Linked DNA regions of Homo sapiens: regions 1 and 3 are each linked to region 2. Evidence: chromatin contacts called from ENCODE Hi-C or POLR2A ChIA-PET data. All regions are on one chromosome and are shown on one strand. The core of a region is the stretch at or near the end of the contact, and the rest is flanking DNA. Distances in the headings are between cores, read along the strand shown.

The links. Hi-C counts contacts between places; a loop is a spot of excess contacts on that map. ChIA-PET counts read pairs that join two places held with the same protein, here RNA polymerase II (POLR2A). Pooled maps may share reads with other maps.
Region 1: a map of Caco-2 shows a loop between it and region 2 (5-fold over the local background). The contact joins two enhancer-like sites. A Hi-C loop is called at or near these places in 10 of 168 maps with a recorded cell type or tissue (B cell, CD14-positive monocyte, Caco-2 and 7 more), 18 of 37 single-sample maps with no recorded cell type and 10 of 50 pooled maps. POLR2A ChIA-PET finds 5 or more read pairs at or near these places in 8 of 52 experiments (BJ, Caco-2, GM12878 and 5 more).
Region 3: a map of Caco-2 shows a loop between it and region 2 (3-fold over the local background). The contact joins two enhancer-like sites. A Hi-C loop is called at or near these places in 6 of 168 maps with a recorded cell type or tissue (B cell, Caco-2, GM12878 and 3 more), 32 of 37 single-sample maps with no recorded cell type and 8 of 50 pooled maps. POLR2A ChIA-PET finds 5 or more read pairs at or near these places in 7 of 52 experiments (Caco-2, GM12878, H1 and 4 more).

Annotation. Positions count from the first base shown.
Region 1 is chr12:93,079,789-93,083,291 of GRCh38, forward strand. All of the region lies in intron 3 of LOC643339 (a long non-coding RNA gene), which reads right to left. Among named protein-coding and RNA genes, the nearest start is that of LINC02413, 91 kb to the left of the region's middle. Within about 2 kb of position 1,987, at least 4 of the 41 ENCODE cell types and tissues checked have a DNase peak (open chromatin) inside an H3K27ac peak, as active enhancers do; they include PC-9, where a contact is called at or near this core.
Region 2 is chr12:93,120,913-93,124,987 of GRCh38, forward strand. The region is part of intron 3 of LOC643339 (a long non-coding RNA gene); the gene reads right to left. It also overlaps the pseudogene NACAP8. Among named protein-coding and RNA genes, the nearest start is that of LINC02412, 51 kb to the right of the region's middle. Within about 2 kb of position 1,344, at least 7 of the 41 ENCODE cell types and tissues checked have a DNase peak (open chromatin) inside an H3K27ac peak, as active enhancers do; they include PC-9 and breast epithelium, where a contact is called at or near this core.
Region 3 is chr12:93,154,434-93,158,098 of GRCh38, forward strand. All of the region lies in intron 3 of LOC643339 (a long non-coding RNA gene), which reads right to left. Among named protein-coding and RNA genes, the nearest start is that of LINC02412, 18 kb to the right of the region's middle. Within about 2 kb of position 1,870, at least 5 of the 41 ENCODE cell types and tissues checked have a DNase peak (open chromatin) inside an H3K27ac peak, as active enhancers do; they include breast epithelium, where a contact is called at or near this core.

The DNA.
Region 1 (3,503 bases), core at 737-3,236, 40 kb before region 2:
AGAGTTTCTGTTTGGGATGTGGAGAAAGTTCTGGCAGTGGATACTGGTGACGGCTACACGACATTGTGAATGCATTTAATGGCACTGAACTGTAGACTTCAAAATGGATAAAATGGTAAATTTTGTGTTGTATATATTTTACAATTTTCAAATTAAGTTTGTTGCTACAAACAAAAAATTGACCTAAGAAGTCATAGACAAAAGAATTAGTGCTGTGCGACTTCAGTACATAAAGTACAAAAAAATGGCAAAAATCCTCATTGGTGTTGGATTTTAGGATAGTGTTGTAACTGCCTGAGGGGTTCTTCCTGTGACCGCACAAAGAAAAACCATGGCATTATATTAAAGAAAGAGTTTTATAGACACAAGGCCGGCCATGCCACGTGGGGACCAATTTAGTACTGAAATAATTCTCTTCCAAAGCTCCTAGGTTAAGAGTTTTTCAAAGGCAGTTCGGGGGAAGTGATGGGGGTGATTAGGCCTGCTGCTGATTGGTTGGGGCAGAGATGAAATCATAGGGGGTCAACGCTGTCCTCCTGTGCACTGAATTGTTTCTGGGTGGGGCCACAGGAGTGGGGTTGAGGGTCCAAGTGGAGCCATCAGGTCAAGGTGAAGCCATGGGTGTCAGACATGCAAAAAAACCTGAAAAGATATCTCAAAAAGCCAACCTACAACAGAGATGTTATCTGCAGGAATCACTGGGGAAGCTGCATCTCCTATAACCTCTGGAATAATGACTAAACAATCCTTCATGTCTATACCTTAGCAAGAGACTCAGGCTCTTCTCCTTCCCCTAGCCTGGAGGCCTCCCCTTAGCTTTAGAAAAGCAATTGAGTTTGAGGGAAGGCCTATTATCATTTAAATTTACCCAAATGTCCCTCAAACTCAGCTCAGCCCCAAAGCCCAGGAATAATTAAGGGAAAGGCAAGATGGGGGTGGGGCGAGGGTAGCCCAGCTCACTGTTACAATTTTTCTTACTGATATAATTTTTGCAAAGGCGGTTTCAGTGTTGGTGTTGGATATCAACACCACTGAGGGTGGTGGAGACTGGAAAGGGAGTCTTAGGTGGCTGGTCATGTTTTCTTTCCTGATCTGCAGGCTGATTGCCTGAGTGTGTTGCCTTTGTGAAAATTATTGAACTGTCATTTATATGTGCACTTTATGTATATTAGACTTCAATGAAAAGCACCCCCCACCTCTACAAAAGACAATATTATCCTCCTCAGAGGGCTATTTTAGTATTCAGTGAATTAGTGCAGATAACAAACTTAGAACAGTATCCGGCATATAAGGGCCTCCTAAGTCATTTCCAGCAGTGTTAAAAAAACAAAAGAAAAGCTTTCCTCCAGAAAGCTTTGTGGACTCACCCCTGCGGTTGAGATGCCAATCATTCCCTTCTTATCCACACTTCCTGTGCTTTGAGATACTTTGTATTTGCTCCTCCAAATTCTCCTCCCTGCCACCACCACCCCAGACCCCAGCCCCGGCTTGGCTGTGTCCCTTTGTTAGAGTAGGTAGTTAGGCAGACATAAGCAGCGAAGGAGAGGGGCCTCTTAGCCCAGAAATGTCAGGCAACCATCAGGTGATGGTAGGGCTGTTGTTAAACTGTCTCTCTAAAATAATAATTGGGGTCAGCTGGCACCAGGGAAAGCTACTCTAACAATAGACAGAAAACACCTGAAGCTGGTGATTAGCAACTTCCAGATAAGATCTCAGGAGCTGGATGAGCAGGCTCAAGCATGTGCATTAATTAAGATGCAAAATGGTGGAGTTTAACTGGTATATGACCTTCCTCCAGGAACGCTCAACTTGTAAGGGAAAAATGCCTCAAGTGAACATGCGCACAACTTCCGTAAACACACTGTGCAGTGATCCTTCCCAAGCGCTGGCAGGCCACTGTGCGTGAGGATAGCCCACCCCAAGGGAAGAATCAAGGGAGGAGAAACAGAAACCCAGGAACCACGCCAATGGAGAAAACCCCAAGTCAAGGATCAAATAGGGCACTTGGATCTCTCAAGTTGCCCGCTCGGCCCTCTTCCAAGTGTACTTTGCTTCCTTTCTTTCCTTCCTGCTCTAAAACTTTTTAATAAACTTTTAATTCTGCTCTAAAACTTGTTTCTCACTGCCTTATGCCCTTTGGGTGAATTCTTTCCTTCGAGGAGGGAAGGATCAAGTTTACTGCAGGCCTGTCGGATTCACTGCTGGTAACACCTTTATTAAAGGTTGCAGGTCCTGTCCAGCAGGCCCCTCCACTTGGCTCTCTCCCCAGGTTCTGGTAACTGCCTCTTTTGGCCCAGGGGTAATAATGGTCCCCTGCAGTTAATCCCCAAGGATACTGTACTACTATCCCTTGTGGTTTCTTGTGGTTTTCTTATGCCCAGATCTTTATAAATCACTTCTTATTAAAATCTTCTCCAGTTTTCCCAATTGCAGTGTATTATTAACTTCTGGGACCTGACTGATATCTACCCGCTTAGAAAAGCTATGGAAAGCAGGCCGGGCGCGGTGGCTCACGCCTGTAATCCCAGCACTTTGGGAGGCCGAGGCGGGCGCATCACGAGGTCAGGAGATCGAGACCATCCTGGCTAACACGGTGAAACCCCGTCTCTACTAAAAATATAAAAAAAATTAGCTGGACGTAGTGGCGGGCGCCTATAGTCCCAGCATCTGGGGAGGCTGAGGCAGGAGAATGGCGTGAACCCGGGAGGCGGAGCTTGCAGTGAGCCGAGATCGCGCCACTGCACTCCAGCCTGGGCGACAGAGCGAGACTCAGTCTCAAAAACAAACAAACAAAAAAAAGAAAAGCTATGGAAAGCAGCCATGTAGGCTACGGGACCTCAATCAGTCAGATAACTGCTGACTAGGGCGGACACAAGCAGCTGACCACGCTGAACCAATCAGAATCATAGAAACAGAGGGATTGAACCAGTGGAGAACCACAGAACTATAAGATCATGCACAGGTAGAGCCAGGGTTGGGGCCATGGCAGCCCAAAGGCACCAGCAAGCGGAAGCTACTGTAGGGCAGTTGAAAAAAATTGGTCTGTGGGGAAAAAGGAACACATGCAAAGTATCATTTATTCATGTTTTAAATGCATTAATATATTCAAAAATGTGTTCTAACAATATGCAATCAAATGTAAAATCATCTAATGTGGTCTTCCCAGTTATTAAACTCCATTTTTTTTTTTTAATGTGGGCATGGAGGGGATGGAGTTTCACTCTTGTCACCCAGGCTGGAGTGCAGTGGTGCGATCTTGGCTCACTGCAACCTCTGCCTCCCAGGTTCAAGCGATTCTCCTGCCTCAACCTCCAGAGTAGCTGGGATTACAGGTGCACACAACCACACCTGGCTAATTTTTGTATTTTTAGTAGAAATGGGGTTTCATCATCTTGGCCAGGCTGGTCTCGAACTCCTGACCTCAGGTGATCCACCCACCTACACCTTCCAAAGTGCTGGGATTACAGGCGTGAGCCACACTCTATCTTTTTTTTTTTTTTTTT
Region 2 (4,075 bases), core at 94-2,593:
AACGGCAAATTTCTACAATCTGCCCTAGATGTTGTTGGACAGAAAAAGGGATTAGACATAGCACCATTGAAAGTGCTGATTAGGGGCCAGGCACGGCGGCTCACGTCTGTAATCCCAGCACTCTGGGAGGCCAAGGAGGGTGGATATCTTGAGGTCAGGAGTTTGAGATCAGCCTGACCAACATGGCGAAACCCCATCTCTACTAAAAATACAAAATTTAGCCAGGCGTGGTAGTGGGTGCCTGTAGTCCCAACTACTCGGGAGGCTGAGGCAGGAGAATCGCTTGAACCCGGGAGGTGGAGGTTGCAGTGAACCAAGATCACGCCAGTGCACTCCAGCCTGAGCGACAGAGCCAGACTCCATCTCACAAAAAAAAAAAAAAGTGCTGATTTTAGGGACCAAGAAGTGAACCCATTCCATGTTTATGCCCCCAGTATGTTGCAATTTCCCAATTAACTGCTTCCTGAGAGGTCAGTGATGTAAGAGAGGCGTATATACACGCAGTATCCATTCATACAAACAAAGAATTGATTTGAAAAGATTCAAATAGTTTCAGGGTAGGATAAAAACAGCGACATTCACAGGGGGATTCTTATTGTGCCCTGGATTGAACCAAGTTCATTATCTTAATCTATTTCACCCTCCCAACAAGAATTGCATTATCCCCATTTCTCAAATGAAGAAACCAAGACTTTAAGAGACTTTGAGAGCTAAGGAGTCTGAAGTCCTACTGTTTGTAAGTGTCTAGTAAGTGGCTGTCTGCCCTCAACCTCCTCTTATTGCTTGTCCTAAGCCAGGATTCATTAAATCAGTCTAGTTTTACTTTCCATTACCTGATTTTATAAATGTTTAAACTTAGTCCCAGAGAAATTAAAAGACTTGACTAAAGTCTTTAGTATTCAGTAGCAGAGGAGAGATTTCTAACATAAAAAGATCTTCCAAGTTTTACTACAGGGCTTGTAATAAAACCATTACAAAGAAAAAGAATTATTGCAAACTTGCCTACCAACATGTGATAAGCACTTTTGTTCTGAGCCGTGATTGTCCTTACCTTAAGAGAAACATAGTACAAAAAAGGTGACTGGCTCTGGCTGTCCTCTTATCGAGAGTGGGCAATGGAGGGGCTTTGTACAATTCTTGCATTCTCAGCATCTAGCATAGTGCCTGGCAAACAGTCATTACTCAATAAATGTTTGCTGAATGAATATTATATATAACTCAATATTCCCTGGACACAAAAAAATAGCTCTTTTCCCCCTTCACATTGTGGAGAGAACACTAATGAACAGATTGACTTTGTTTTTTCTGCCAACTCACATCATTCCAAGTTTTATTTGCGTTTGTAATACAGATGCATACAAGTGGACTCATCATCCATCATCTCGTCTGAGCTAACCACCATGACATCATTACCAATCCCCAGATACCAAGGCCAGATCTTCTAGATCAGTCTCTCTACATATGTGTATTGCTTTTTCCTTTGCATTACTTATTTCCTTTTTGTACTATAGCTGATATTCCAGGAGCTGACTCCTGGACCCTCTTTGCCCCCAGTGACTTTCAAGGTGCAAGATTCTGTTGCCTCTCTTTTGCTGATAGATGTTGCTGAAAGGCCTGTGTGGAAACTTACAAAATCAAATGAGTTTTCTTCTCCTCCCCTTCTGTTAAATTCTAACTCACCATCCCTCACCCATACCTGAAGCCCAGCTCTCTCCCGCAGGCAGTCTCTGCCAGCCAGGCCAGGCCTGAGCTTGTTCTCTGCGTGTCTGAAGCAGGGAGTCCTAAAAGGAAATATTGCTCTCATTCCAAAGTTGCTTCATCTTCATGGGCAAAGAAAAAAAAAAAAGCAGAGGAAGGTAAATGCAGCAACTCTGAGAAATTCTTAGTTGATTATTTACTGTTGCTTAACCTTCAAAAGATTCCACTGTAGAAAGGGAGGGCCGGTATTCATACAGTTCCTAGCCCAGGTAACTTCTCTTTCCTAGACCTGCTAGTCCAGTTAGCTTGAGCTCATTTGCAAGGAGGCCAATTCTGTGACCCCTTTCGTTTCCCAGAATGCCTCACAGTGGACACTCAAAGCAGTCGACTTGCTAACAAGGCTAAAGGAGTTAGGTTTTACATCATTCCTGAATTATTGATGTGCTTTGCAAATTAGCTTTTCCTGTGCACATGACTCTCCTTAGCTAATCTTTACAACATATAAGACAGTTGTCAAAACTGTTTTGAAATATGATTCTGGGGTTTCAGAGTACCGTTTCACGGGACTTGAGTTTTCAGAACAAATCTCTGTGCAGAGATAGGAACTATTCTGCTTAATAAGTATTATTATTATTAATTATCTGAAGCAATTACTCAAAATACCTAAATGCAATTTGCAAAGTAGTCAGGTAATAACACCATGTAGAAGTTCATGTTAAGAGCTACCATTTCAATGAATGTAGGGAACACTATCCACTTTTCTCAGAGTCCTTAGAAAAATATAGTAAGTGAAAATAAAGGCCGGGCATGGTGGTTCATGCCTGCAATCCAGGCACTTTGGGAGGCCGAGGCGGGCGGCCTTATTTGAGGTCAGGAGTTTGAGACCAGCCTGGCCAACATGGTGAAACCCCACCTCTATTAAAAATACAAAAATTAGGGCTGGGTGCAGTGGCTCATGCCTGTAATCCCAGCACTTTGGGAGGCCGAGGCGGGCGGATCACTTGAGGTCAGGAATTCGAGACCAGCCAGGCTAACATGGTGAAACCCTGTCTCCACCAAAAATACAAAAAAATTAGCCAGGCATGGTGGTACACACCTGTAATCCCAGCTACTCGGGAGGCTGAGGCAGAATTGCTTGAAGCTGGGAGGTGGAGGTTGCAGTGAGCCAAGATCACACCACTGCACTCCAGCCTGGGCAACAGAGCAAGACTCCATCTCAAAAAAAAATAAATAAAAAAAAAAGTAGAATGGTTTATTACACATAAGAGGCAAAGGCAAAATGACACATGGTATACAGACTGAACCAAAATATCAAAAATAACAATGCACTCTTTTCTTTTTTTCATCCAACAAGAAGCCATAACTTTATTTATGATAGAAGCAGTACAAATTTCAAACCAAGCTGCAGTCACTCATTTGAGACACCAATAAAAGTTGCTTTCAGATGGTTACACTGTTAATTCCATAATAGCATTTACAATATTATTACTTTGTTCTTCCAGGCTCCAACTGCCTTTGCTCTGGACACATTCCCTTGTGACATGACCAATTCTATGTCCTTAACTTCTACACCTGTTTCATCAACCTCATCCTCTTCACTCTCCTTTTGTACAGTTGGAGTCTGTGTGTTTTCTTGAACATTTAAGACAGCTTCACCCTGAACTTTGAATTTCGCAGCAGTTGCTACTTGTGCTTGCTGAGATAAATCTTCAATCTTGGCTTCTGCCAAAACGATATAGGTATCCGAAGCAGGGCTCTTGTAGACATCTGGTTTCGCGATGACAAAGAGGATATTCTTAGATTTCCAGATAGTGACTCTAGTAACCCCTATAACCTGTCAAAGACCCAGTTTGGACATAGCCTTCTGTGCCTTCTTTTCACTCCAACTCTGTTGTGCTTTACTGACTGGTTCTTCATCAATTTCAGCTGCTGCCACCACAATGCACCCTTTATTATGGCTATACCAGTTAGGAAGAGCAATTGGATGCAAATCACAGAGATACCTCAAGCAGCTAAAGAAAATCAATGGTTACTATCACACATAAGAAAGTCTGAAGGTATGCAGTCCTCTGTCTTTTGTATCTGCCATCCTTAACCTCATGACCCAAGAAGGAGGCTGGAGCCCTAGGCATCACATCCATATCCCAGAAAAGAAAATGGGAAAAAGGACAAAAGGGGTAGGCCAGGCAAGGTGGCTCATGCCTGTAATCCCAGCACTTTGGGAGGCCAATGTGGGTGGATCATTTGAGGCCAGGAGTTTGAGACCAGCCTGGCCAACAATGGCAAAACCCTGTCTCTACTAAAAATACAAAAATTAGCCAGGTGTGGTGGTGCACACCTGTAATCCCTGCTACTCAGGAGGTCAAGGCAGGAGAAT
Region 3 (3,665 bases), core at 620-3,119, 34 kb after region 2:
GAAAAGGGAAAGAACATGAAGGAGTATGTACCAGAGAATTCTACGGAGGTCATTCTTCCTGCTCAAATCCCATTGGCCGGAACATAATCACATGGCCACACCTAACTGCAAAGGAGGCTGGGAAGTGCAGGCTAGACAATGGATTGTAATGACTAGCTGTCTATACAGCAGACTTTGCTGTACTGATAATTATTGTTATCATCTCATTATTACCAACTTTCGAGCTTGGGCTCTTATCTCCACTTACCTAGAATGTTGCAAAAGCCTCCTCACTGGTCTCTCTAACTCCAGGCTATTTGCCATCCCAAATCCTTCCTCCACAACAAACCCAGAGTTATTTATGTAAAACACCAAGTCTGATCTTTTCCCTCACCGTCCTCCAGCTTCAGTTTAATATCCTTCTGTGACCTCCCCACTGCCTCAGGTTCCAGTCAAGTCCCCTTCATTGCCTTCGTGACTCAGTCCCTCCACATCCCTTTAGTTCATCTCCAAAATCCCCGCCCACCTTGCAGCGGGTGTTTGCGATTTGACACCCACTTTGTGCCTGCAACAGTGCTGGACATAGGCTACTCCAGTGAAGAAAGCGGGCGGGATCCCTGCTACATTTTAATGAGGTAGCAGAAAAAACAAGTAAACAAATAAATATGTAATATTAAGCTATAAGGAGTACAGTGAAGAAAGATACAGGGTAAAAAAAAATGGGGGCGGTGAGCTAAATGAACAGGTAGTAAATAACAGCTTAAATTTCACGTGCAAGTGATAGCCATTCTGCAGCAGGATGCATTGTGGACTTTTTATCTTCACTATCATTACCCACACCCCTGAGACTGCATATTACAAAAGAGTTCTTATCATTGACCTATATTTGCATTCCTTTTAGCTTCTTTTATGGCTGTTATTCAGGGAAATAATATAGAGCACTAAAGATTGCCTAATGTGCTATTTGTGTGGGATGCTGAGAGAATATCATTTGCTATTGCCCCACGGGGCAGTGACGGTACAAATGACTCAATTTTTTTCCCTGCAACCTTCTTTGCAGGAAAATTCAACTAAAAATATTTAATAAAACCAAGTTTTACTCAAGTATAAAAAACTGTTGTTTTTTAAAGTTCCCTGGGCTATGTTACTGTCACCGTGGTAGCTTAAAAAGTATTACATATGTGATGTTCCTGTCACTTTACTGGATTTAGGTTTTCAAATTCAGAGCAGGTGAAATTGAAGGTTTTCTTTACAGAGGCTGTTCTTTTAACCAGGGTGATTTGCTCCCACCCGACTTAGTCATTTTTAAAATTCTTATTTTTATTTTAGAGACAGGGTCTTGCTCTGTCACCCAGGCTGCAGTGCAGGGGCACCATCATAGTTCCCCGCAGCCTCCAACTCCTGGGCTCAAGCAATCCTCCCACTTCAGCTTCCCAAGCAGCTGGGACTACAGGTGCACATTACGATGCCTGGCTAATTTTTTATAGAGACAGGGTCTTGTTTTGTTGCCTAGGCTGCTCTCAAACTCCTGGGCTCAAGCGACCCTCCCACCTCAGCCTCCCAAACTACTAGGATTATATGCATGAGACACCACGCCCAGCCTGAATTTTTTTTAATATAAGAAATCAATATAAAGACAAAATAAAAACGGGTAAAATGTGTGCCTTTAACCTAAGGTATAGACAAACCCTTATTATCCTCATCTAACACACAGACCTTAATTCTACTGCTGATTTCCTTCCCACTTCTCTTCAACTCAGAAGCACTTTCTGAGGCAAAACATAGCTTCAGCTTTCTGGTCTCATGGCAACTTGGCAGCACAAGGCTTCTAGGCTAAAATCCCAGCTTCCATGGATCCACGCTGTTTCAGTCACAAATATTTACCTTGCCTGGCTCCGCAGGCTAATTAAAGGGGTAGGCTCTGTTCCTCTTGGCTCTCCTCTAAATTGCTTTTAGAGGAAGAAGCAGTGGCGGGACCAGAATGGCAGCCCCATCACTCATCTCCACAGCCACACGGTGACTACCTTACAAATATCCTGTTCAGATCAGAAAAGGGGTTTGCAGCCACGCCCTTGCCTCTCTCCAGCTAGATCTGAAATTGCACATCCCAACGATGATTTCCCCTGGAAGCTGACATTAGCCCTAGCAGCGTATGTGACTGATGGTGCCTCTGAAAGAGGGACTCTCAGGATCAAATACTAAGAGCTTATTATACCAGTTAGAACACAGTGTTTCACTGTGAATATATACTTTTATTATAAAAATGACATATGCTTATTATAAACAATTCAAGGTGAAGAAAAGTTGGGAAGTTCACAGGGAATTTTTCTTCTGCTCTCACTCAGCCCCAGCACTGATCCAAAGACTGCCCTCCCTCTAGAAACCTCTTTTATCAGTTTCTGGCATTTTCTATGCATCCACAAGCAAATGGATATATACACACACACACACATATATATATATATATACACACACACAAACATACATATATATATATATATGCATTTAAATAAATCACTCTAAAGGCTTTAAAGTGATTTCATAATAACAAGCAAGTCCACATTTGATAAACCATAAAATGGAGTCACATAGTTCCAGTCAGCAAAGGGCTTGGCCCTTCCTACAAAGCAGAGTCACTGGGTGAATCCTGCTTACAACTCACAATCGAGTCAAGAAGCCAGAATCAAATTGCCAGGCCCAGGAAGCAATCAGAACATGAGGTGAGGTTACAACTCTGAAAACAGATACTCAAAGTCTGGGCAGGGGAGGGAAATCAATGGAGAAGGTAGAAATACACTCTGAAAGGCAAGGGGCTCAGAGTGCTGGGTCTAGTTGGAAGGGGAGGTGATATGGTTTGGCTGTGTCCCCATCCAAATCTCATCTTGAATTGTAGTTCCCATTATCCCCACCTGTCTTGGGAGGGACCCAGGGGGAGGTAATTAAATCACGGGAGCAGTTTTTTCCCATGCTGTTCTTGTGATAGTGAATAAGTTTCATGAGATCTGATGATTTTATAAAGGACAGTTCCCCTGCACATGCTCTCTTGCCTGCTGCCATGTAAGACATGCATTTGCTCCTCCTTCAACTTCACCATGATTGTGAAGCTTCCCCAGCCATGTGAAACTGTAAGTCCATTAAATCTCTTTTCCTTTATACCAGTCTTGGGTATTTATTATAGCAGTGTAAGAACAGACTAATACAGGAGAGAAAGCACCCCAGGGTTTACTGTCATCACTGGGGTGATGGGTAGGGAGCAGAAGTGGAGAAGTGGCAATTTGAGTTTGCCTTACAGGAAGAAGCAAAGATACCACTGGAAAAACAGAACACATCCATCCACAAGTTGAGAGGAGACAGAGAAGCCCACAGGGGCTGAAGCTGGATGGCGTCTACCTGGGAGGCAGTCTCCCTCTGCCTCCTCTTTGAGAGATTTCTAATAATATTATAAGTTGCCTTTCAGCTTGCTTTTGTTGCTTTCTTCTTTTAATATAGTAAAATGTATATGTAATGTAAAATTCATCTTTTTAGCCAATTTTTTAGTGTACAGTTGAGTGGCATTAAGTATGTTCACAATGTTGTACAACCGGCATGATCGTTCATCTCCAGAACTTTTTCATCTCCACAAACTGAAACTCTGTCCTCATTAATAACTCCCCATTCCCTACTATATTAGTTCATTTTCATACTGC